Regions from separate parts of the Mus musculus genome. Here all the other regions are linked to region 1. A link is a loop called in an ENCODE intact Hi-C map of the cell type or tissue named here. Cell type or tissue: heart. All regions are shown on one strand.

What was found. Hi-C counts contacts between places; a loop is a spot of excess contacts. Peaks named below come from ENCODE experiments on the same cell type or tissue, not always from the same donor. Only the 100,000 strongest peaks of a DNase experiment are listed, where the experiment ranks them.
Region 2: it touches region 1 in a loop (5-fold over the local background); 11 of 42 quality-filtered maps call a loop at or near these places.
Region 3: it touches region 1 in a loop (2.9-fold over the local background); 3 of 42 quality-filtered maps call a loop at or near these places.

Annotation. Positions count from the first base shown.
Region 1 is chr13:41,640,067-41,648,066 of GRCm38, forward strand. Tmem170b (transmembrane protein 170B) reads left to right here. Exons shown (of 3, transcript NM_001163572.2): 3 at 1-1,288. Among named protein-coding and RNA genes, the nearest start is that of Gm5082, 4.8 kb to the right of the region's middle. RefSeq lists an enhancer at 3,146-4,617. In heart, a CTCF peak has its summit at 3,008 (motif pointing right); a DNase peak (open chromatin) is centred at 3,895; H3K27ac peaks cover 4,109 bases.
Region 2 is chr13:42,046,234-42,054,233 of GRCm38, forward strand. Hivep1 (human immunodeficiency virus type I enhancer binding protein 1) reads left to right here and starts at 5,788. Exons shown (of 9, transcript NM_007772.2): 1 at 5,788-5,857. It overlaps Gm28707 (a long non-coding RNA gene), which reads left to right and starts at 780. Exons shown (of 2, transcript XR_001780922.2): 1 at 780-2,880; 2 at 3,543-4,334. In heart, CTCF peaks have their summits at 3,351, 6,089 (motif pointing left) and 7,222; DNase peaks (open chromatin) are centred at 3,358, 5,098, 5,458, 6,638 and 1 weaker place; H3K4me3 peaks cover 5,162 bases; H3K27ac peaks cover 4,894 bases.
Region 3 is chr13:41,743,962-41,751,961 of GRCm38, forward strand. No RefSeq gene overlaps it. Among named protein-coding and RNA genes, the nearest start is that of Gm40925, 71 kb to the left of the region's middle. In heart, CTCF peaks have their summits at 3,155 (motif pointing right) and 3,354; a DNase peak (open chromatin) is centred at 5,060; H3K27ac peaks cover 1,351 bases.

The sequences.
Region 1 (8,000 bases):
CCAGCCCACTGATGAACCATTTAGCTAAACCACAGTATAATTTTTTTAAAAAGCTAAATGATATCTCAGGGCCTTGAAAGTTAAGAATCTTTTGCAAAGTGGACTTAGGGAGGACTGGGGTTTGGCCAATGAGCTGGCTTTGTGCACAGCACCTGCAGAGAGATCCCAGCACTTACAGTGGGCCACTGAGACAAGTCCAGCTACTTACCTTTTACAGTTCCGGTTCCGTAGACATTAGCCACTGACTGTGACAGGCCACAACTGCTTCTACAGTCCTTCACCACACGGGGGTATTTGCCTCTCCTTCTTTCCCTTTCTTTTTTTCCAAGTAAGTATGAAAGTAGAAAAATGTAGACAAACAAATGTGGGATTTTAAAGTTGAGTTTTAGGTAAACTAGAGATTCCTGTGTGGACAGTGTTAGTTTAATATTGTAGTTACAAAGGCAGACACTTTATGTAACCTTTAGACATATGTTTACCATCAGGGATTTATTTTTACAATAGAAATATTAAATGTACTGTGAAGCTTAAAGACAGGAAGACTAGACGTTGGAGGGTGATACTCAGACAAAAGTGTGTTTGGTGAGGTACCCGCGTTATGTGAACATGACTTCCCCTTCTGTTAAGACTATAAACTACACTGTAAGAGTGTGTGTGTTGCATGTTTACATAAAACAATTTCATTCTGAAGGATTATTTCAACTATGTTTATATGTAATACCTAACAGGTTGTAAATAGTGTATACTATTGATTTTTAATTTTATATGAGCGATTTTTTTATTTCCCAAGTCATGTACAAATCTCATTGTGTATATAGCATAACTCCCTGGAGACACAAATTTTGCAGTGAATTTTAAGTATTTTAATCGCTGTAAGCATCATGTTAGCCTCAGAGATGCTGGTCCTTATTTTAAATTATTTTTCACCACACATTTTCTTCAAAGGGCAGCAATAAACATATGCAAGTTATTTTGGTTCTTGAAAGTTGGCCTCAGAAGATAAGAGTGCAGTTCAATTCACAGCTGTAAAGAAAAGATGCACAACTTACACCATCCGCGTCTGGTCCCAGGACAACTTCTGAGATCCATCTGCACATGGCTCTCCTCTTTGTAATATACAGGGTGAACTGTTGAAAACACACAGGACATCTGTCACAGTGAATCCAGCACTTCAGTGTCATTACACAGAATTTATTGGATTAAAGTTTGTAATATACAGTATTTTAATAAAGTTTCTGTATTCAATTTCATGCACTTATATATATAAATAAACCTGTCTTTAAAAACTATACAGTGCTGAACTCCTGGCTTATTTCCATCCTGTCTCTTCCCACCTTGTTCACAGCGGACTCGCTGTGTTCTCATACACCAGTGGAGTGGCCTGGAGGCAGTTTGCCTGCATCTGTAAGATCCTGGGCCCAGACCCTGGTTCCACAAAAGCCATAGAAAATAAAACGTCATGGCCTTTCTGGATCTTCTGTCAGTTTTGTCTGGGCCAGTTTCACCTGTGGACTTTGAAAGTGTTGAAAAGGTTAAGCAGCAGGTTGAAAGACAGTTTAGTTAACTGTTATATTTGCTGGTAACCAATCTTGTCCTAAACCAACCCTGGGCCACATACGCATTTATTTCTACAAGTCACTATTCTAAAAATGAAGTCACAGGACTGGGGTGGTGGCTCAGTCAGTAATGCTGGTTGCATCCAGAGCTCCAGCACTCATGTAAAACATCAAATGTAAGGTCACAGAGACAAAAGGCACCCTGTGTTTGCTCCTTAGCCAGTCCTGATTGATAAGTTCTAGGTCCAGTAGAGACCGTCTCTAAAAATAAGGTATCCTTAGCGAGATGGGTAGTGAATGAAGGCACTTGCCACAGAATCTGATGACCTAAGTTCAGTCTCCAGTACCCATATGGTGGAGAAAGTTCAGATATAAATGGAGAGTGATGGGAAGGCATCAGTCATCGGCCTTGATACACACATAACATGGCAATATGGAACCTGGGAGTCAATATGTAGTCAGAGTTCTTAAAAGATTGCTGAGGGAGATGCCAGGCTAACCATCCTCTTGAGGAGGGAGCAGAGAGCCACTCCCTATGAATGTCACTGGGACAAAAAGTAGCCTAACTGCATGTTAAGGATGCAGACAATTTTCACATGTACTGGTGTTTATCTAATTCTTACTAAACTGAAGTCTACTTTCCTTTTCTTTTGGAACAGAAGACGTTCTCATTCTGCCATAAGAATAACTTTCCAGCCGGGCGTGGTGGCGCACGCCTTTAATCCCAGCACTCGGGAGGCAGAGGCAGGCGGATTTCTGAGTTCAAGGCCAGCCTGGTCTACAAAGTGAGTTTCAAGACAGCCAGGGCTATACAGAGAAACCCTGTCTCGAAACCCCCCTCCCCCCAAAAAAAAGAATACCTTTCCACAGAGACTGTGAACCCAATCCAACCAAACAAGAACTCGAGACGGAAGGTACATCTTGCACAAATGCACACAAAGTTTATTACTTTGTATCATCTTTCTTGGGCTCAGAGTAATATTTTGAAATGTTTTTGAAACGGGTAAGTATCCTTAAATATTTTATATCCGCTGAGCATTGTGAGAAGACCCTAAATTTCAGACAAGATCAGAGACAAAGAAAACCCAGAAAAAAAGACACTTGAGTCCTCTTCCAAGCCACCTAGTGGAGGACAAGTCCTGCTCAGGCAGGAGAGACCAGCTCAGACTCACTGTCACTGAATGGGCACGCACGCCTAAGTTAGGGATGAACAAGGTCTGTGTTTTTAGGAACAATGAAGGAAATCAAACCCCATGGTGGATCTCTCAGACGGAAGTTGGATCTACCTCCAGAAACACTTGAGAAACATCTCTACCTCTTAGGACTGTCTACGTGCACTGAAGTTTTCGTTATTTTTTTGTTACCAGAGCCAGTCTTGGGCTCATAGTCCTGAGGAGAATTTATAGAAGGGAATTGGGTTGGCTGGTTTAGTTGCCAGGCCATATTTTGCCACTAGATGGCAGAGTTGTTCCACCTTTTTCTACTTGGGCATCCAGATTAATTTAGTTTGTCCTTTTGGGCTTATTCCCTTAAGACACGGCTAATTTTTTGTTTAACACATACGTAAGTAAATTAAACGTGAGAAAAAGCATGGTTTCTGCATGCCATTGTTGGTCAATTTTTACTTCTTAAGAATGTTTAAGATACACTGTTGAGGGTTGTTTCCAAATAGAAAATTTCACATTAGTTGTAATAATGTGATTTTTTTTTAAACTATGTCACTAGCCTGGCCTTGATTTATGTATTTTTTAATTCAAATACTTATTGCCTAGTGATACTTTATCAAATTGAGTATAGTACGTAGCAAGTGTCAGTTACATAGTGTCTAGGGGACGAAGCCTACTACAAATATTCCACAACCTTAAGGCACTATGACCGTTGCCTATCAGGTCCTGGTCTGCCACCCATTGCTTTAACATGGCCATGATCAGTTTCTGTGACTCTGTTTAAACACCAGTAAACCCAGAATAATTTCTATATTCAACCTATAATTCTGCTTCCTCTGTCATCCATTTATCTGTCTTCAGGACAGACAGACAGACAGTAATTCTAGGGAGTGGTAATGAACAAAGCAAGAACCAGATTCAGTGTTGGGGAGTAGGTACAGTGCATGTTGAGAAATTTCTTTCAAACTTAAACTGTCCCCTTGACCAGGGTGCTACTCTGGCGACAGAGCCCGCTGGGGGATTTTTTTTCTTTCTTTTTTTAGAAACAGTTATGGAGAGGAGCCTTACAAAGCAGAATGGATGAACTTGCTCAGCCAGCAAATTCCTTGCATTCCCTAGACCAAATATGTCCATGCTGAGGAAGCCACAGCAGTGACTTTAGTGAGGTCCTCTGAAGGACAGGCATGACGCGCCTGTCAGCTGTGCCACCAGGTCACCAGCCACCTCAGATCCTGTTGCTGTTGGCTTTGTGTATTGTTGTACAGAAATAACTATAGCTCGGACCCCCGAAGGGCAGGTGCTTTTATGTCCATAGCTTTTTTGACTTGAAAAGCACACAGCACATTACCCAGTGTGCTCTGACCTCTGTAGGGACTGTGCAGACAAACACGGAAGGCGCTTCCAGCTGTGGTCAGGACACCTTGAGAAGAGGACCTGAGAGTTTTCATAAGCCTGCTCTTCCTTCCTTGTCCCTTTATGTTGGGACTAGTGCCATTGGGTGATTCCAAACAGCGATACAAGAAGGTAGCAGGGCACCCTACAGAAATGGGTGGGATTTGTCCCTAAGGAGAGACCTGGTCATCTTTCTGGACTGACCTCTGTGTACATGAGACTCCATTTTAAACCTAATGTCTTGTCTACTTCCCCAAAGTAAATGAACTCTCCTTCTCTTCTCAGAGGTTGAGCTGCCGTGGTTTGTGTCACACCATCTGAACAGGTGCATTCTCTTACATCCCTGGACTGGGACTGAGCTGTCACTGTGAACTCAACGCTAACCTAAGCTTCAGCCGTAACCCTCACTGTACCCTCAACACCAGTACTATGTTTGAAACGTTAGTGTCTACGATTCTCAGTTCAAACATGTGTAATTTGAGCTACTTGGGTTTTCAAGGTCAATGAGAAGGCAAGAGAAATTCAAATTTAAATCATAACCTCTCTCTCCCCCACCCCACCCCCGTGGTGTGTGTGTGTGTGTGTGTGTTTGTTCTCATGTGTGCCTAGAGAAATATAAAAGCTGCTATTATTGGCAGAGCAGTAATTCTGCTGTTTCCCAACCTTCAATGTCAAACCTCTCCAACGTGCTTCATTTTATCTTCCCAGTCTGATATGACTCGGGAAGCATTATTGTTGTTTATTTAGGGAATTTGTTGGTCCTGTTTGGGTTGCAACCCAGGGTTTTGTGCACACCAGGAAAGCATTCTTCCATGGGGATAGACCCCAATGTGTGTTTTGTTCCTGCTTTTCTGTCCAGAATACATTTACTCGTTAAACAAAGGTCTTTCATGGAACTTGGGCAGCTGGTTAAACAAAGTCTGTTCTGAGGGCCACCCTACAGTGACTACAGCAGCCCTTGTCTGGACTCTGGTAAGCCTCGGGGGCCAGTGGGTTCTTTGGGCATGGATTATTTCCTGGACAGCCTGAGTCCAGCTCTTCTACATGTTAAGCTTCATCTTAACACTTTGTAAAGAAAGCAGAAAGGCCTACCTGAGACTCTGGTGGAATTCTGTTTGATCGTGCTAGGGGTGGGGCAGTTACCCAGTCCCTTCATCATAATGGTTACACAGCAGTGTCGTGGACTTGTAAAAGTATCCCTGTATTTATTCAAGGCCTTAACTAACCAGACTGTTTTCCTTCATAAATAAAACCTGTATGGGTTCCAGACTCTTAATTCTTCGCTGATTCAATGTGTAGCACTGGCTAGCTGGATCAGAAAAATAAAATCACTAAGTCGGAACTAGTCTTTGTGGTTATTTTGAGTTCAGCATAGACCAAAGAACTAAAGGATCCTTTGACTGTCACAGTAGTGGGATCCTGTGTTTGAGAGATGTCTGTGGGACAGGGCCTGAAGAGTGTCAGCAGCTGGCTCCATGGCTCTGGTGGAAAAAACGGAGCAGCGAGCTGAGCAGCTCCTGTCAGGATCAAACGACAACATATCAGTTGTGACAACGGGATCCATTTGTGGTGTCAGAATCTGTCATGGAGAAGCCATTAAAAGGTTAGGCTGGAATTTAGCTTACAATGGTGTCCCCAAATAAAGACTAGCTCAACATGATGTCACCTCTCCTATTGTAGGAGAGGATGGGGGCAGAGATAATAGATTGACAGGCAACCCTTAGAGAATTTCTCTTTCATGTTGAATGGTATTATCTTGCATGGATCACATTCTATGTTAAAATACCCCCGTTTCAAATATGTCTACCTGACTTCAGTCACCATTTCTGTGATGACACAAGTGGGCAGGCTCTTCTCGCTTTGCAGTGTAGAAGAGAATTAAAGCAAGAAGAAACTAGATGTGGGCTTTTCCAAAAGAACTGTCCCCAAAATGAACCAAAGAACCCTTGAGGTTAGCCCCAGTGTGGAAGCAGGGCTTTTCTTATAATTGAAAATCTGAACAATGTGGAAGAAAATAAGTAAGAATTGGTTTCTTCTTCAATATCTATTCAGTGTTTTAATTTCTGGAAGATAATGAAATTTGAAAAAAAAAATAAAAGCAATTTGAAAAACACCACTTGGTGGGATTCCAACTTTGTAATGTATATATACCTCAAAGAAGTCTGGTTATTTTGGCTACTTCTAATCTGGGCTGGTCTCATTCTTTTGTTCAAAAATTGCCCCAAAATGCTAGCTTTTAACACAGTAAAGTTTGGCAAAATAAACATATATCTCTAAAATTCTCCAATCTTTCCCTATTTTTTAACACACAATTAAACGTGGATCAGACTAAATGTAAATAACATTTATTAAACATGTTCCAAAGGGCATGGAATGAGAGGCTTTTGCACAGAAGTATCAGCCCAAAATGGATACAGTTGACCTCTATACCCCTATCTTAGAGAGTCACAACTTAAATATGTATATTTAAGATGGTAGAAAGAGCTTAAGACCCTTTCCAGTTTTGTTTAATTTCCATGAATATTCAGAAAAACATCAAACATCTCCCCAACTCGCCCTCTGGCTTTTTGAAAGTGTTGTGAGCATATTTTTAAAGTTCAACATGGTCTCCCATTCTCAAAAATAAACTCCAGCCCTCTAACCTAAACCAGGGCTTTGACCATCCATTTTCACCCAGACCCCTCACTCAGTATTGTCCCTTTCTTGTCTTACAGTGTTGGCCGACCTCTTTTATTGCTCTCTGCAAGGCTCCTGAACACTAGCACCATCCCAGTCCTAGGATGTCATGCCTGGCATATCTATGCCTGGGATTCCCTAACTTGTGTTTCCAGAAACAAGCCTGTTGGCTAGCCCTGGTTATCCATGTCCTAACTCAATAGCCTGTAAATGTAGGGACACTCAGACATCCAGAGTTGCATCTAGTGCATGTCAAACAAGAGGTACAAGCTAAAGAGCATCATAGCATTTGTGAACTAGAGGAGCTCCTAAGGGCCGACATGAGCATGGGTGGCTTCCCTGGTGACTGGACTTGGAAGTATGAGTTTTCTAAAAGTAGATGTGGGGTCTTTAGCCAAGAAAATAACAGAGATGAGCACCTGGGGGGATGGAGCAAAAGAACCCAAATGTGAGGCCTGCATGCTTGGTATGAGATATAAGTGATTGAAACTCACAGGGAGATGGTGCTGGGCGGGCCTCAAAAATGAATAGGCACTGGATACAAGAGTCAATGTCACCAGAGTTCTTAGGGCCAGATCTTTCATCCTGGTCCCCTAAGAGATAGGCTTGGCCATTTGTCACCAACAGACAATGAAACAAATACTAGTGACAAGCAGAGAGAGGAGATTTACTCCTGGTGGCCACGTGGGGAAGATAAGTTGAGTGACACCCTGAATTTGGAGTATGGACATGAGGTTTGGATTTAGATGTAGCCCCAGTCATCACTGATCCATCATTGTCTAGGCTTCCGGTCTATCCAGCAAGGTCATCGGATAGGTCAGAATAATGTGAAGTCTCTTCCTGGGAAACAAGTCCCTCCTTTGGCTGGCACAAGCTTTAGGGCTTCAGTCTTCTCCTTTCCCAGCAAGAGATTCCTGGGGAAATTCCAATTCCTTGGAGACCATTGTTCGGTAGTCTGATAACCACAGGGAGGGGCACAAATATCTCTCTTTAGAATAGCCTTGCTTTTACCAGGATGGTTCTGCCAAGAGTACCAGAACAATGAGTTTGGACTTTACACTGGAGGCAGAACAATAATGCTTTGTCCAATCTACTTTCTATGAAAAAAAGAATACATCTCCATCTAAAATTATAAGGTAAGAGAGATGGATTGCTGTCTTAGTCCATGCTGTGACAGAATACCGGAGAGCAAATCATTTAGAATGAGTAG
Region 2 (8,000 bases), 410 kb after region 1:
TCTCAGTACTTAGGGGACAGAGACAGGTGGATCTCTGTGAGTTCTAGGCTAGCCTGAGCTACAGTATCTCAAACAAAACAAAACCATCCCCAAACAAAACTATTGCATGCCACAGGACTGATTGCCCCCTACCTCATTCACGAAGGCTGCTCCCCAGTGAGAATGTATTTGGAATTAGGAACTTTGTAGCACTTAGTTAAAATGAGGCCATAAGTGGGAGCATGATCCCGTGGGGTTAATGTTATTCTAGGTCATAGTTGTGGAGTGCAGTCCATCTCAGAGGGGAAGACACTGAGCCTGTGGTAGTGGTGATGTGCAGCTGAGATGCCTTTTCTTATTACTGCTCCCAGGACAAGGAGCCAAGCAGAGGCAGGAAGCACTCTCTGCTGTAAAACCTGTAGGCCCACCCGTAGAATCACCCACTCCCACCAAACAAGGCTCTGCCTCCTAAGGGTTCCACAAGCTCCCCAAACAGAGCAATGAGGTAGGGAGCAAGTCCTTAAAATCCTGAGCCTATGAGAACACTACTCATCCTCTACCCACAGCAGTGTCTTTATTAAGAGTAGCCAGAGGGTTCGTTTTCCTCTCGTTCCTCTTCCATCCATACTATTCAGGAAAGGCCATGTGAAGACTCAGCAAGCAGGCAGTCATCTGAAGACCAGGAAGACAGACCTCAGTAGAAAGGAATCTGCTATAGACTTAACTGTGGATTTCTATCTCCCAGAACCGCAAGGGGATCCATGTACGCTGCCCAAGATCCCTGGTTTATGGGGTTTTTTTTTTGTTTTTTTTTTCTTACATTGCCTGAGCAGGCTGATACCATGGATTAGATTATTGTTACTTATTTCTACACAGTGAGATCACAGGTCAGCAGGGGTAGCTTCCAGAGAACACTGCTCACTCCTTCCCCGTGTTTCTCAATGCACTACCTAGGACATACTGTACATAGGAGTCTGAGAACTTCATGTAGCACCTCTGTCGATCATAACTATCTTTCTTCCAGCCTCCTTTAACAGGTAGTACACTAAATAATACTCCTGAGACGGTCATAGTTAACATTGAAGTAGGCCCTTTGCAAGAGAGCTAGAGACAGGTGTCTTGTAGTGTGAATTAAACAAGCGCCAGGGAGATCATCCTTCTCAAAATGAGATAGGCTCAACCCCAAACACCTTTCCCCTTCCCTCCTGTCAATCTCAAATACCCCAACAGCTACACTTTTATGAAATCATCGATCACTTTCTAAAAACTTGAATTGCCGTAGATTTCTAAACAACCATGCCTTCCATTGTTTCCGCTCCACAGATGCAGAATATTATAAAGTTATTAGAGTCTATTTTCCATAAAACACAGCCTTTATGTTTTCACCATCCGGATGTTCTCTGGATCCCAGGCATGGATGTACTGGTGTACTAACTCCACGGCTCACTGGAGATTATGTAACATTTTAGAAATGGGATGAAGGAGAAACAGGAGCGGGGTGCTGGCTACCACGTCGACTGCCGCTCAACACAACTACAGCTAGTGTGACCACAGCTGCAGTCTTTGTACCCAGCTCCCATATCCTAAATCCATCAGCCACAGCGACTATGCTTAAAAAGACTATCTCTGTCCAGATGTCTCCAAACGACGACCAACTGCTTACAGTGTCTTAATTCCTTCCAAATGATGGCTGCCTTGGCTCTTCTCTGACTGACTGGTACCAGTTCATTTTGACTGCCTCACGACTACTATTAGAAAAACCTACCCAGCAAACCTACCCTGTCTTACAGCCAGAGGAACAGCCCAGGTGCACAGCTCCCATCAGGGTTCCCAGGTGAAGAGTGTCCCTCCCACTTTCAATAGTGTCCTTCCTAATTTGGCTGTCACTTCTCACCGCCTAGACTTTCTACTGCATGAAGGAAACAGCACCCCATAGTTCCGCACCTTCTCACTTAGGGGCTGCCTCCCTGCACTGGAGTATGGTGTGTATCTTCCAGACAGATCCTGAACTTTTCCTAAGCGCTCTACTGAGGACTCACCTTCTCCTGGAACTTTTGTGGATAGACACTCCCTCCACCCAAAGATCTCTCAGCAGTCATATAAATAACTCACTGTAACTTTAATTGGCTCGGTTTATAAGCTGGGGCCTCTATCTTTTCTCCCTCCAGGTATTTTTTTTCCACGTGTTTGTGCTATCTCCATTAATTTGTAAATTCCCAGGAGGCAGGGCCTGAACACAGCCTGGTGCTGTCATAAAGGGTATGTGTGCCAGGAAGAATGAATGGGAGACCCCGCCTTTTCTTTATTACTAACCTGGTTTGTTTCTGATTTTCAAAATAGCTTTCCTTAGTGATGATTCTGAGGCTGAAAACATAAGAAATATACATCTAAGTTGAGCTAGTGTCTGGGTAAATACAGTAAAACTGAGAGCTTTCCATAACGTAAGGGGGAGGATGTGCAGGTATTTTGACCCAAAGGGGAATCTGTAGTGTGTTATTATAGTTTATACCATCTTGGGATTTGTATTCTTGTCTCTTGAAGGCTGCAGGAATATCTCAGAAAGAAAATAATATCTGCTTCCAAAGCTGAGATCTAAAAACTGAACAGAGCCTGGGGAAACATCCAAACGATCTTATTACAAGTTTGTTCTGAGTGGAAGGAAAAAGAATGTAATCTGGGAGACCTCCTTCTCTGATTCAAACAGCAAACGTAGCACAGTTCTGAGACAAAGATTCCTAGCTGGGAGAGCCCTTTTCAGCTCAGGTGAGAAAGGGAGCCCCAAAGGTCCTTTTCCAGGACCGGCTAGAGCCAGGATTCCGTCCTTTGGCCACCTGCTGCGCTGCCTCCTAGCAGCACCCACAGAGGAGACTATCTTGACTGTCACCAGGCACCAAGCTCAAGGTATAACCCACGTAGGCGGTGCACCAGATAACATCAAAGCTTTGGGTAGGGGCCAGAAAAGCGGGGTAGGGGGGTGTGGGGGGGTGGGGGGGGCAGCGCAGGGAGGGAACCAAGCGCCTCCCCCAGCGTTTCCTCTCACGCCCACTTCCAACCTAGGAGGCTTTTGGTTTCTGCTTTTGTTTTTAAAATGAAAAGTTGAACCAGGAAGCTTGGGAGCAGACTTTTTTTTTTTTTTTTTTTTTTTTTTTTTTTTGCCTTGTAGTTCGGTAAGTTTTCCTCCCTCCGTTCTTTTGTCTGCTTGGCTTGGGAAGAGCCCGGGCGTAGGGGGGACAGTTGCTGGGAGCGAGCAGGGGAGGGTTTGTAGCCGGGTCGCCGGAGTGGGGGCCGGGGGGAGGGGACTCGTTGGTGGACGGGAAAACCCAGCTCGCAGGGTGAAGGGGAGGGACGAGCGGGCGGTGTGACCCGGGGCCAACAGGAGGAACCTCCGGGATCTCCGCGTGGCGGTGGCGCTGCTGGCCGCACCGGCCGGAGGGCCGGTGCCGTGGAGCCACGGGGCCGTGCCAAGGGGGAGCCCGAGCCAGGCAGCGCCGGGCAGATGCGTGGGAACCGGGGTTGGGGGACGCTCGGGTGCGGCCTCGGGTTGGACCGATGCTCTCCCCTAGATGCTCAGCGGGAGAGATAAGGTCAGAGTACCCACAGGACCCTACGTCTCCCAAGGGGCGCAACAAAGACTCTTACTTGGCCTGCTGGATGGAGAGAAAGAGGCCCCTTGGAATCTCTCTGCCTTCCCAGTCTAGAGCCATCATTGGGATCCCCATTGTTCAAGGATTTTTGACAGTTCAAGCTGAAGTTTACCAGTTACCGGGCTGGACGGGTTCACTCATCCAATTCCGTTTATTTGCTATTTGAGGATCTACTATTTACTGTGTCACAAAACAAACCGAAACCAACTACTTAACATTTAACATAGCTGCCTTTCCCTGCATTTTGGTATGGAAAAAAAAAAAAACGCATTTAGACAATTCAGAAAACTTACCAGGAAAGTGTTCTTATATTAACTATCTCAGAGAGAAGTTTTAATACTGGTTTGTTGCTCAAGAAAACACAGTAAAATGACAAATCAAAACCAGATATGCAGTTTTCTCAAACGCTCTTAGCATTGCTGTATCTTGGAGACATCCTGGGTTCATGGATACATTTCTGTTGTCTTCAGCAAATATTGAGTTAAAAATTTCTCTCTGGCACTTAACTTTTTTTTCTTCTCTTTCTGTTTCAAGTAACAAAAACTCGACTTCTGAAGACTTTTTGTTTTTAATCTTAACACATTATCTATGTCTGCATGTTTATCTTTTGGTTCAAACAGCTCGGCTGGGGGAGGGGAACTACATTATATGTTTTATGAATCCTACCCATTGGGTATTTCATTTAATAAAATAGAAGACATCTTACTGGAATATTAAAATGGTACTCTTTCATTGTAAGGCTGACATAGTATTACCCACCACCCGAGCTTTCTAGCTGCATAATCTTTGCTCCTATGACCAAATTTACTTTTTGGTAGGCATATTTTCTTCCTCTGCAAAACATTATTTTTGGCTCTAAGCTTGCCATTACCAAGTATTCCATTTTTAATAATTTCCATTCTGGGGCTTTGTGCTTTTCTTAGCTCCAGCAAGCTAGAGGTAGGACTTCCTCGGGGGATTTTAGGGGTCAACCGTTAGCAGGAACGACCTGGACATCTTTATGAAAGCCTAAGGGAGCAAAACAAGTTTGCACAGATGGTCAGCTGTTAGTGGGCGTATGATCGCTTAACAAAGAATATTTTTGTTTTGCGCCTTTTTTTTTTTAACACCTTATTCTTTCCAACTTTGAGGTGGCCCGTACAATCTTCTATCGGCTTTTTTTTTTTTTTGTGGATGCGTGTAATTTTTAAGTTCAAACTGCTAGTATTATGCCTACCCTTGAAAACCTGCTTCGTTCCCCAGAGTCAGCTCTCCTGATATTTCCAGAAGTTTCCAGTTCCCGTTCTCTAACGCTTTCTAGCAGCCGGGGTCAAACTCTGGTTTGTAATAAATTAGTCTGTCTTCCCTGTTCACTCCCCCAGAGTTCCAGAAGCCTGCTGGGTGGCTCCGCCCCGCACCCCCTCTTCGGCTTCCAAAGTTCCCTCGCGGGTTAGTCCCCAGCTGACAGGCAGCTAAGGAGGGGTTAACTGCGCTCGCCGCTGCTTAGGCTCTGGGAAGCACCGGCTCTCTCCGGAATAACCTTGGCTTTCCTCGGTCTTTTAATAGAACATCCGCCACCAAAAAAGTGGTTTCAGTTTAGGGCTTAATAACACGTCCCCTCTGACCCTCCAAGTCAACAACCCAGCCCCCTTTCATTCTCTCTCTCTTTTTTAAAAGTTATTTTTTAAAGTTAATGCGTTTCAAGTTTCACTATGATTTTCCCCTTCCCTCTACGCGGAGCAGAGGAAACCCCCTTGGGGTCCCCCCTCCCTCCAGGGTCCTCCTCCTCCTCCTCCTCCCTACCAGGGCCAGGGCGAGGGGCGGGGCTGGGAGACACCATGACGTCACCGGGCCGGCCCACAGCCTGCTCTAGAAAGTCAAAAGACGGTAAAGAGAATCCGGCCCCGCCCGGCCCCGCCCCTCCTCCCGGGCCAACCGCCCCCGACTGCGGCCCGGCCGGGCTTCCCCGGGCCGCGGAGCCCCGCCTCCGCTGCCGCCCCGCCCCGCCCCGCCCTTCGGGCCGCGCCTCCTCCTGCGTCCTGGGTCCCCGCGGCGGGGCCTGCGGCGGGCGGGCGGGCGGGCGGGGCGGCAGGGGGCCCCGGGCCGGCTTCACAGGAGCCCGCCCTCCCGCCGCAGCCCCCGCCCCGCCGCCCCCGGGGATCCCCTGCTGCCCCGCCCACGCGCGGGGGGAAGCCGCCGACCTTCGCCCTGGCCGCCCTCGCGCTGCCAGCCGTCCTCACGGACACCCGGGAGAGGTAAAGGCCGCTCTCCCGCCGGGTTCCACTCGGTCCCTCCCGCGCCCAGCTCGCGCCTCGGTGCCCGTCGGGAGGAGGCTCCGCTTGTGCTGATGTCCCGGTTGTCAAGTGCAGCGCAGTTCCCGACGGGTGCGGGGCCGGGCGCGGCGGTGGGGGCGCTGCACCCGGGAGAGCGCGGCGCGGGGGGCGGGGGCCGGGACCACCTCCCCCTGGCGGGCGGGCGCGCGGGTGTGCGTGTGAGTGAGTGTGTGCGCGTGTGCCGGCGCCGACCTTGCGGAGGGGATGCTGCGTGCGGGAGCCGCTTGCCACTTCGGCGGGTCCTGGCCGCACGGGCGGCGGGAGCTGCGGTCCTGCGAGCCCAGCAGGTACGGAGGGCCGGCCTCCTGGTCGCCGCGGCCGCTTCTCGCAGGAGGGCTCGGCGGGGCTGCGGGAGACCAGGCCGCGGCTTCCGCACCTCCCGGCTTTGTGGCTCGCTTTCCCTTTCGGTCTTTGCCCGGAGTGCCTGTTTACTCCGGGCCACCTGGGTAGTTTCCCTCCCCGTAGGGCGCGCGCCCGCCGCTGGTGGGTCGGGGCCGGTGGGTAGGGGCGCGGGGCGGCTTGGGCTCGCCGCGGGGTCGGGCTCCAGCCGGAGTTGCGGCTAGAGAGGGGAGGGGGCTGTGGCGAGGCTGGCGCGAGGAGGAGTCTCAAGGCTGCTGCTCTCGCCGACTCTGTCCTCCTCCTCCTCCTCCTCCTGCTCTCCGCATCCACTCTAGGCTCCTTCCGGAGCTGGCACTTCCATTCCCCCCTCCTTCTGGCATGCGAAGCGCTTTGTTCAGTGCAGCGTTGCAGAGGGGTTTTCCCAGGCTCCGCCCTCCACATTCATTCATGTTTTTTCTCCTTGTGACTGTCTTTACGCTTTTTTGATTGTGTCCTGTTTTTGCACCTTGTAGTATGTATTTCTTTCTCGAGAAAGAATGGTCGATCACTGGTCCTAGTCGCCACGGTGGTGCTGTCGTCTTTGAAAATAACCACTTCTCCACCGCGGATTTAAATGTGGGCTGGACAGCTAGGGACAGGGGGGCTGGAGGCTGCAAAACCGGGTCGCACAAAGCTGTTACAGGTTGGGAATTTGCATATTTTAACATTTAAGCTTGGGAGCTGTGGGAGGTCACGTGATCGGCTTACAATCCGAGTTCACGCTTTAAAAACTTCGTAATATCGTGACCGCTTAAAAGCTTTAGTTTTAATACGGAACGGAACACTTACAGCTTTATCTTTAAATTCTCTGTGCAGTCAAAACCTTTTTGGATGCTATAGCTGATGCCTCTGTGGTAGGGGGAGTTGAGGAGCTCTATCTTTCACCCATCATTGACCGTCCTGTTTCTTATTCTTCCCCTGGCGTTAGATTGGGGATAGTTTGTGTTATGCCGACTAATAGCCGTGTTAAGAGCCGTGTTGCTTACAGTCGCAAGCACGGTAATAGCCGCCTTTTCCTTATGCGTTTTAACTAAAGTGAAAACATACATCTAAAACCTTAGTCTGGGATACATGTTCTTTACCTTAGAGGCGTTCTTCCAGGGAATTAATATTTCAGCATTTTCATGTGGTAGGCAAAGCTTCTACATTGTGTAGCTTACTCCTCAGTCCTTAGCCCGTTTGGGGTGGATAATGTTTCCTGATTTTACAGCTTGGGAAATCTGATCTTCTTTTCTGAGAGCTTAAGTACCTTGAACAAGGCCACACAGAATGGGGTAAAGCCTGGCCTTGAACCTGGTCAGGTTTGATTCCAAAGTATGTCTTCATGATTTGCTGTGTCATTCATCCCTTTGGGAGGGGATTGTCCTTGGTAGGTAAATGTTATCTTCTCAGAGGAAATGGGCAAGGTGTCATGTGGGGCCACGTTCTGAGGAAGATTTCATAATCTCTCTCTAAACTTGTTTTTTTTTTGTTTTGTTTTGTTTTTTGTTTTGTTTTCTCTTTGTAAAATGGATGAATTGGAGTTGTTAATTTTTTTTTAATCTCTCCCAAAACTTTTTTCCCCTACCTCTGTAAAATGGCTGAGTTTGAGCAGTTGATTCGGTTGTTAGGATTAAATTAGGTGATAAGTAGAAACTCTACAGTAAACCCAATAAGTGTTCTCTTGTGTCGTGTACAGTAATAGATA
Region 3 (8,000 bases), 100 kb after region 1:
TTCTGGCTATTATAAATAAGGCTGCTATGAACATAGTGGAGCATGTGTCCTTCTTACCAGTTGGGGCATCTTCTGGATATATGCCCAGGAGAGGTATTGCTGGATCCTCCGGTAGTACTATGTCCAATTTTCTGAGGAACTGCCCTTCCTATTATTTTTAATTGATTTGAGCAGGAAGTTTGTCTCGATTGGTCTGGGCCTTTATTCTTGCAAGAGGGGAAATTTTGGATTCTTTTTTCTAAGTATTTTTTTTTGTCATTTCCGAAGAGAGAAGTGATCCCAAATTGGTGTTTTATAACATAAAAAATAAATAAACATCTTCAGCGCAGGCAAGGAACGAAGAAGGAAAGAAGTAGTATAGCTGTTTAACAGAAAAAGGTATTTTAAAGTTCCATCAGTAAGCTGAAACATAAGAGAAAGGACCGTTTTTCTTAATATATTGAGAAATCTTTACTGACATTAGTTGATATTTGAAAAACTAAGCGAAACCAGCAAGTATTTTTTTAAATCTCACAGGATTGAGGGCAGAACCTGGATGTAGGATGAAGAGATGGTACTAGGTCTCTGAGCCCAGCTCATGAGCCATTTCTGCAGCAGTCCGTGAGAGATGTGCTGGGGGCCTGTGCCCATCACTGGAGACTTCCGTGACCCCTCACATGACTCCATCATCTGTATGCTTATGTCATGCTCACTAAGTACCCATAGCAGTGGCTCAAGACAGCCCCCAAGATATAAGCTGAACACATTTTAAAAGCTAATCTGAAAGATTATAGGCCATCATTACCATCATTCTTGGTATGTTTTATAGGTCATGCATCATGGTCCAGTGTGGGAAGATACACATATGTGTGTCAGTACTGGCATTTTGGGGGTCATCTGGGCCCATTTTGGAGGCTACCTGATAAATTTCTGGGGAACAGAAAGAGGGGGTGAGGGAGAATCATTTCTGTTGCTGCAATAAAATATTGATGTTGTCAAAAGTAACTTAGGGTTTATTCAACTTATGGTTCCAGGCCATTGCCCACTACTGTGGTGAAGTCCAGGTAGGAATCTAAAGTAGCATGTTCTCAGTCAACAGCAGAAAATAATTACATGAATATTTTTTCCTGCCTAGTTCTCAGCTAGTTCTGTCTCCTCTCCTACAGTCCCAAGCCCCTCCTATGAGATGATGCTGTACAATTCAGTGTGGATCTCCCCACATTAGTTAACAATCAAGACAATCATCCACAGACATGCACACAGACCAACCTGACCCAGATAATTTCCCATTAAGGCTCTTCCTAGGTGAGTCTAGGTCGGGCTAAGTTGACAGTTGAGACCAGCGAGGTAGGGGAGAAAGAGGGAGGGAGAAAAAGGGAAGAAGGAAGAAAGGAAGGAAGAGAGGATAAAGTATATAGAAAGCATGTTTATGGAAAATTCATATATGTCATACATGTCATATTCTGGTGGGGTATGTAACTTGATGGCCTTGAATATCTATATGTAAATCCTGGATGACTTTTCTGGTACTGCCAAAATGATTATAAATAAATATGAGGATATAGTTTAATACTTTAAAAATGTTATGTGATGTTTAACCTCACTCAAGAATAATTTAAGCTAAAACTCTACTGAGATTCCATTTCCTCCCATAGGATTGGTACAGAGAAAACTCAAAGTTATAATTCAATATATTACTGAAGATTTTGGAAAACAGAGCCCCATTCTCTGTCAGGGTGGATAGACTCTGATAAAGGATAATTTGGCAGTAACTGTCAAAAGTAAAAATATACATATCCCTCTGATCCAGTAACTCCACTTCTAGGAATTAGTCTAAATATATTCTGGCATGTGTACAAATGATGTCTGTATGAAGATATTCACCACAGTGCCAACTTGTAATAGTAAACGATTGAAGAAGGTCTGAATTTACACCAACAGGGAACTGATTAAATAAACTATGATGCGCACAACATACTTCTATGTAGTTCTTTAGAGAGGACAAAGTAGCCTGCATTACACTGAGTCAGAGTTGTCAACAATGTTCATTGAAAGTTAAAAATAAGAGCAACCAGACAGCAGGATATTATTTTTTTTAAAGAGCCTACTTATATCTGTTTTAAGTACAATTAACTCATGTGGACTTATAGTTGCTTGGAAGAAGGAAACTAGGTGGACTAAGGTTTTTTTTTTTTTTTTTTTAAGCCTTTTCTAATGTTGTCACTATTATACACTCTGAGTTCTACACTATGTGCCTGTGCTGACCATGGGGGTCCAGGAGCATGGGGTCAGGTCTGCTCAGCTTCTGGCCGGGCTATTTGCTTGATTACAATGTGGAAGAAGAGTGGACAAGCAAGCAAGAGAGGCATGTTTGTGAGAGAGAGCAGAGTGAGGCTGAGCATCTCCACACAGAGCTCGTCTAGCTCCTGAGGGGACTAGCCCAGTCTCTATAGAAAGACACCCACCCATTTTTGACCATTTTATCCCATTGCTTTATTTCCTATCAATTCCCACGTTTTTACAGTCCCCTTACTTCTCAGTACCATTAGACAAAGGACACATGAACCTCTGGGAAACGGTCCATTGCATAAACTCAAAATCATTGTCAAAAACCCGAAAGTTTAGAGAAGGATCTGAAAGGATGGTGCCCTGCGTTAATGAGGCTCATGTCAATGGAATGCCAGGAGTGGAGTTGGTTGTAAATTGTTGGTAATTGGATTGGAGTGTAGGAGAATGAAGGAAGGCTGGGAGCAGATAAGAACACTAAGTCACTTGATGAACTAGGTCAGTTTTATAGGGAAACCACATCTTTAAAAGCCTCGAGGCCATCTTTTCTCTGATGTAAGCTTGTCAAGGTCAAAGGTGACTTAAATTTCCTTGGTTTTTTTTTTTTTTCCTTATACCCAGTAGGGTGTCAGACTGTGTAGAGATACCTAATAAATTGTGTTAGATATACATCTCAGATGTAATTACTGAAGCGGTATTTTTATTTTTTTACTTTTCAGAAGGTACCTTGATTATTTGCCTAAGTGCAGAGGATGGACATCAAAGAAGTTCAAGGTGTGACACCACCATGGGACACGGCCTGTTTAACAAAGGAGATTCGCTAATCAAAACAAGGCATAGGAATTTCACAACCCAAGATAACTGTGTTTCAACACCTCTAAGAAAGGAAGAATTAATTCAACCACCAGGGGGCTCTCATCTTCTCATTTAATGGAAGGCTTAGCACATAATGAAGAGAAAAATACAGTTGAAGCCCAGAAGGACACACACACACACACACACACACACACACACACAGAGGAGGGTAGGAGGCGACGTCCCTCCTCCCTGTTAAATTTATGCAACCATTGTCAAGACATCCTGCCAAGCCAACTTAATATAAGATGGGAGATTGAATGTAAACAAATGTGCTCTGAATACTCCATCTCCAAATGTTGAGCAGGCCCTCCTCCTTGTCTTTTCCTAATTGCTGTTTGAATTTATTTCTGGTGCACTGTGTTGCAGGAGCTGCCTGGAAGCGTTGTCCATCCATATGCTGGGTGGGAAGGGGGAGGATATGGCAACAGCGCCTCTTTCTTCTCTTTAGGTGACTCTATTGACGCTGTGTTAATTACTGAAGATGCAGTACTGGGGAAAACCCACTGAAATCTAAGGTTTCTGGTGTCCGTGGCATTCGTGATATGTGTTGTCTTCATTGTCCTTCTTTGTATTCTTTTTAATATACGATGTGGTGTGACCTGGGACCCTCTTGCTTTCTTGGTGATACTCAGTGAGTTTTCTTTCCTCCCACCCACATCTTATTCCTTGGGTCAGCATTGCTCCTTTGTGTGCCAAGGATTTAGCACTAAATCTGACCAGGGCTTGCAAGTGATGACCAATCAAATCCCTCGTGGCATTGAGGGAGCCCTTGTATCACGAGAACGGAGAAGGAAAAACAAATGCTATTGGGTGAGTCCTTATTACTATTGTCTATTCTCCTGGTAACCAGCAGAAAGCTGGCATCATGCTTCCGATTTGCATAAGAAGAGACCAAACTCTGCAGGGCTGAGTCACCTATGACTATAAGTGCTGTAGAATTGGAACTAATTGGATTTAGAGTGCCTAGAGAGTCTACTTTTTTTTTTTTCCACCTTGACATTTTAGGAGCTCACAGAAAGTGAATTAACCATTCTGGCTTTCGGTCTTTTTGGACATCACTTTTCCCTCAAACCATTCAGGGTGTTTGGGACAGTTAGCTTCTTGGAGGAGCCTCAAGGCCACAGCATGGTAATAACTATTAGGAGTGTGTCTCAGTGGGCTCCTCCTGGTATTTGAGAGAGAGGAGAGGTATTTGGGTTCCTTGTCATCTACAGCATGTGGGTGGCAATGAGAACCTTTGGAGATCTTTTATAGTAACTGCTACACTCTGGCCATAGCTGCTCTTCTACTCCAGCTAGTAATGACCTCTGAGCTGAGCTGAGCTTCCTGACTCTAAACACAGGTGGGCTTCTTGGCCCACCCTCCTCCCCCAGACATGATTGCACTCCTTGCTTAGGATGTTATGAAGTGCTCGCACCGAGTTTATCACAGGCCCTGGAGCCTATCTAGAAGCCGCCATTATGATGAGCCAGTATCAAGGGATTGTGACTTTCTTAGGAACTTTCCCTGACTCTTCCAGACCTTCTCATAGGAAGCCATCCTACGAGGTAGCGGAAGCTATCTTTTCAGCCTGTCATTATTCAGAACAATGGCTTTTAGCACCCATTCAGGAAGTCCTGCCCCAGGACCAGAGGCTTATGAGCTCCATTAGCCACAGACTGACAGATTGACACAGGCTGTGGGCGGGGACAAAGTGTCTTGTGAAGCAAGCAGCTCCTATCCCTTCTTGGAACTCAACATTCTATGAGGGTCGTATGTGGAACAGTCTCAGAAATTAATTTTCAAACAGCACTCATCCATTTATTTGATCTTCGTTAACTCTGTTCCACTGGTTGGGTTCATTCTAGGAAGCGCGGGCTGTTGTTCCCTTGATTGGATGGCTGGTGTGGCATCTGGGAAGACTCTTGAATGAAGAGAGGAGGGAGTGGGAACTTGGCAAGCAGAAGCCGAAGGATTATTATAGGCCTATGAGTCACAGGGACTGCAGGCAAATGATACAGAGTGGGCTGATGGAGGGAGTGTGGGCAGCGAGCAAGCTTGAGGTAGACTGAGAGGAAGGAACTAATGCAAGGAGCAACGCTTTGGGAGTATGTTAGTCAGGCTCTGCAGAGAGACAGCACCAATCGGATTCGAGTGCATGTCGAAGGCAATTTCATTCAAGGAATAGGCTCCAGGGATGACAGGATCTGGCAATTCTCAAATGTGCAGGCTGGAGGCCCAGGGAAAATGCTGATGTGGAATGTCAAAAGTATCCCCACAGGTGCCACCCCCGCGGTGCTCACAGCCTGGTGTTCAATGCCCGGAAAACACATCGGTTCACGTCTATAGGGAGCTGTGAGAAGTCTCGACCCAAAGTCTCTATAGATGCTTCCATGCCTCTAGCAGAGTTTGGCTCCAGGCTGTGCCTCAAGCTCACCTCTGCTGCGTACCCAGTGAGGCCAGGTCTCCAGTTCTGCTTATCTGGTTTGGCACTGGCTGCTCAAAGCAGCTAGGAAAGCAGCCAGTGGTTCGAAGACAATTTAAGCAGGATTCTTCTACGTGGAGGGGAATTTCAGCTTTGGCTGCGTATTAGAACTATCTTTAAACACCTAGCGCGGGGTTCATAGTGCAGACAAATTCAGAATCTCTGTGCTGGGGGTGAAGAGAACATCCGAAAAATTGTATTCCTGTAAGCGCCTGGCTGTGTCATCTAGCCTAATCACCTCACAAAGGTAAGGTTACCACTAACATGTAAATTTCGAAGTTCATTTTAACACATGGATTCTTGGGTGACACTTTCAAACCATAGCCACCCTTAGCGGCTCTCAGTGTTTCCTTTTCTGGGCTGTCCTCAACGTCTGATTAAAAACATGTTTTTTTTTTTTTTCTCTCTGATGGTGCTGAGGTCTGATACATGTACCCACACAAAGAGTGCCTGGCTTAGTGGGTAAGAGCGCTGACTGCTCCTCCAAAGGTCCTGAGTTCAAATCTCAGCAACCACATGGTGGCTCAAAACCACCCATAATGAGATCTGACGCCCTCTTCTGGCATGTCTGAAGGCAGTTATAGTGTACTTATGTATAGTGATAAGTAAATCTTTGGTCCAGAAGAAGCAGGGACCAGAGTGAGCAGAGGTTCTAAAAAATTCAATTCCCAACATCCACATGAAGGCTCACAACCATCTGTACAGATACAGTGTACTCACATACATAAAATAAAAAGATAAATCTTTAAAAGAAAAAAAAAAAAAGAGTGCCTTACTGAACTGTGTCACTGGCCCTAACTCACTTGTTAAAGTCGCTTGGGTCCAGAAAAGCAGGTGTTTCCACAACGATGCTGTGTTCTCTACCCTGGCATTCATCACATGTTGGCTTAAAAGATTTGAAAGAAAAATGTCTAATGTGTTGAAGACACAGAGGAAGGATTGGATTTTTTTCAGTCTTCACAAAGGAGACAGAAACTGGATTTGTTAAGAAAATCATATGGCATGCAGGAAACAGCTTTGTCTGACTTTTTTTTTTTTCTCTTGGGTAATTCTTCATTGAGAAAAACCCATCAATGTTACTGACCCTCAGGGGTTTTGCTACCAGAATGATGACGTCAGTCTCTTTGTGCGCTGGTGAATGAAGGTTCTGGGATAATGACTAACAAATGTCCATTTGAAGGGGAGCAGACTGTACGGGTTCATCACTGAGTCATCACTGGGACAGACCAATGAAAAGAGTTAAGAGCTACCATTCGGTATCTATGACTTCTGAATCTCCAGTCTCTCAGTTAATAAACCAGAATTATCGGGTGGTAACACTAGAGCTTTTACAGTACAAGTCTGAAACCTTGCAGCTCTAACAGGAAAACTGTCTCCACTCACCCTCAATAAGCCGACGCAATAGCCCTAATAGTCAAGAGCAGAGAAGGGAAAAGATGGAGTGTGGCTACTGGTTCTTGCTATCTGGAAAATTGTCGACATGGTGACAAAAACTTCTTCGGGGAAGACAAGCTCCCCTGTGCCTGGCAGTAGAGCCCCAGCCTTTCCTTTCCCCCTGTCCTTCTTCTGGGGAAATTCCAGCTCCATGGTTCCATTGCTCAATGGTCTCTGTATCTGAAGGGAGAAGCTCACCTGCCTGTCCTCTCCAGCTGAGTTGGTCACATTGAGCTGAAGAGCAGCCTCCAGGATTCACAAACTCCCAGACCATCAGAAAGGGAACTAAGTTTGTCCTAAGACCTTCGCATCTGTGAAGTGCTAAGGAGCCTGAAGTGAATTATGTTGGACTTGGAGGAGTCACTATGTCCCTCCCATGACTCTGGTTTATATGAGAAAAGAGAGGGACATTTGGATCTGGAGTCCTGATTCTCGTAAGGTGCGGGGTGCGGGTGGGGGAGTCACAAATAGGAAGAAAAATGGAAGCAGAGATGATAGCATTGCTGTGATTAAACAAGTGCCGCCAGGAGCCAGCAGAAGGAAGGGTCTTCCTCTCCACCTTCTAAGGAGACATACAGCTACTATGCTTGATCCGTAAGACGATTAGCTTCTTCATCTGTGGGGAAATATACTTTCATAGTGTTTAAGGTGCCCAGCTTGTGGCATTTTGTTACAGTAACTATAAAGCTCTAAAACAATTAACAGCTACGCTCTTCTAAGGTATTGAGACTGTAATGAATTCATATGGTAAATATGATTAGATTTAGTAATGATAACATTTTAACTAAATATACTTCGGGACTATTTGATACTAAGGTAATGACAGCCATCAAGGCTGCTGGTGCTTATGGGTCTTTTGTGACTGTCTCTGTGACTCCGGGAAATGACAGGTGCTGAGTGAAGGCGAAGTGATTTACAGCAGGGTGGTCAGTCAACATGCAAGAGGTGCATCTCCATGTGTTCACCCATCCACCATGGA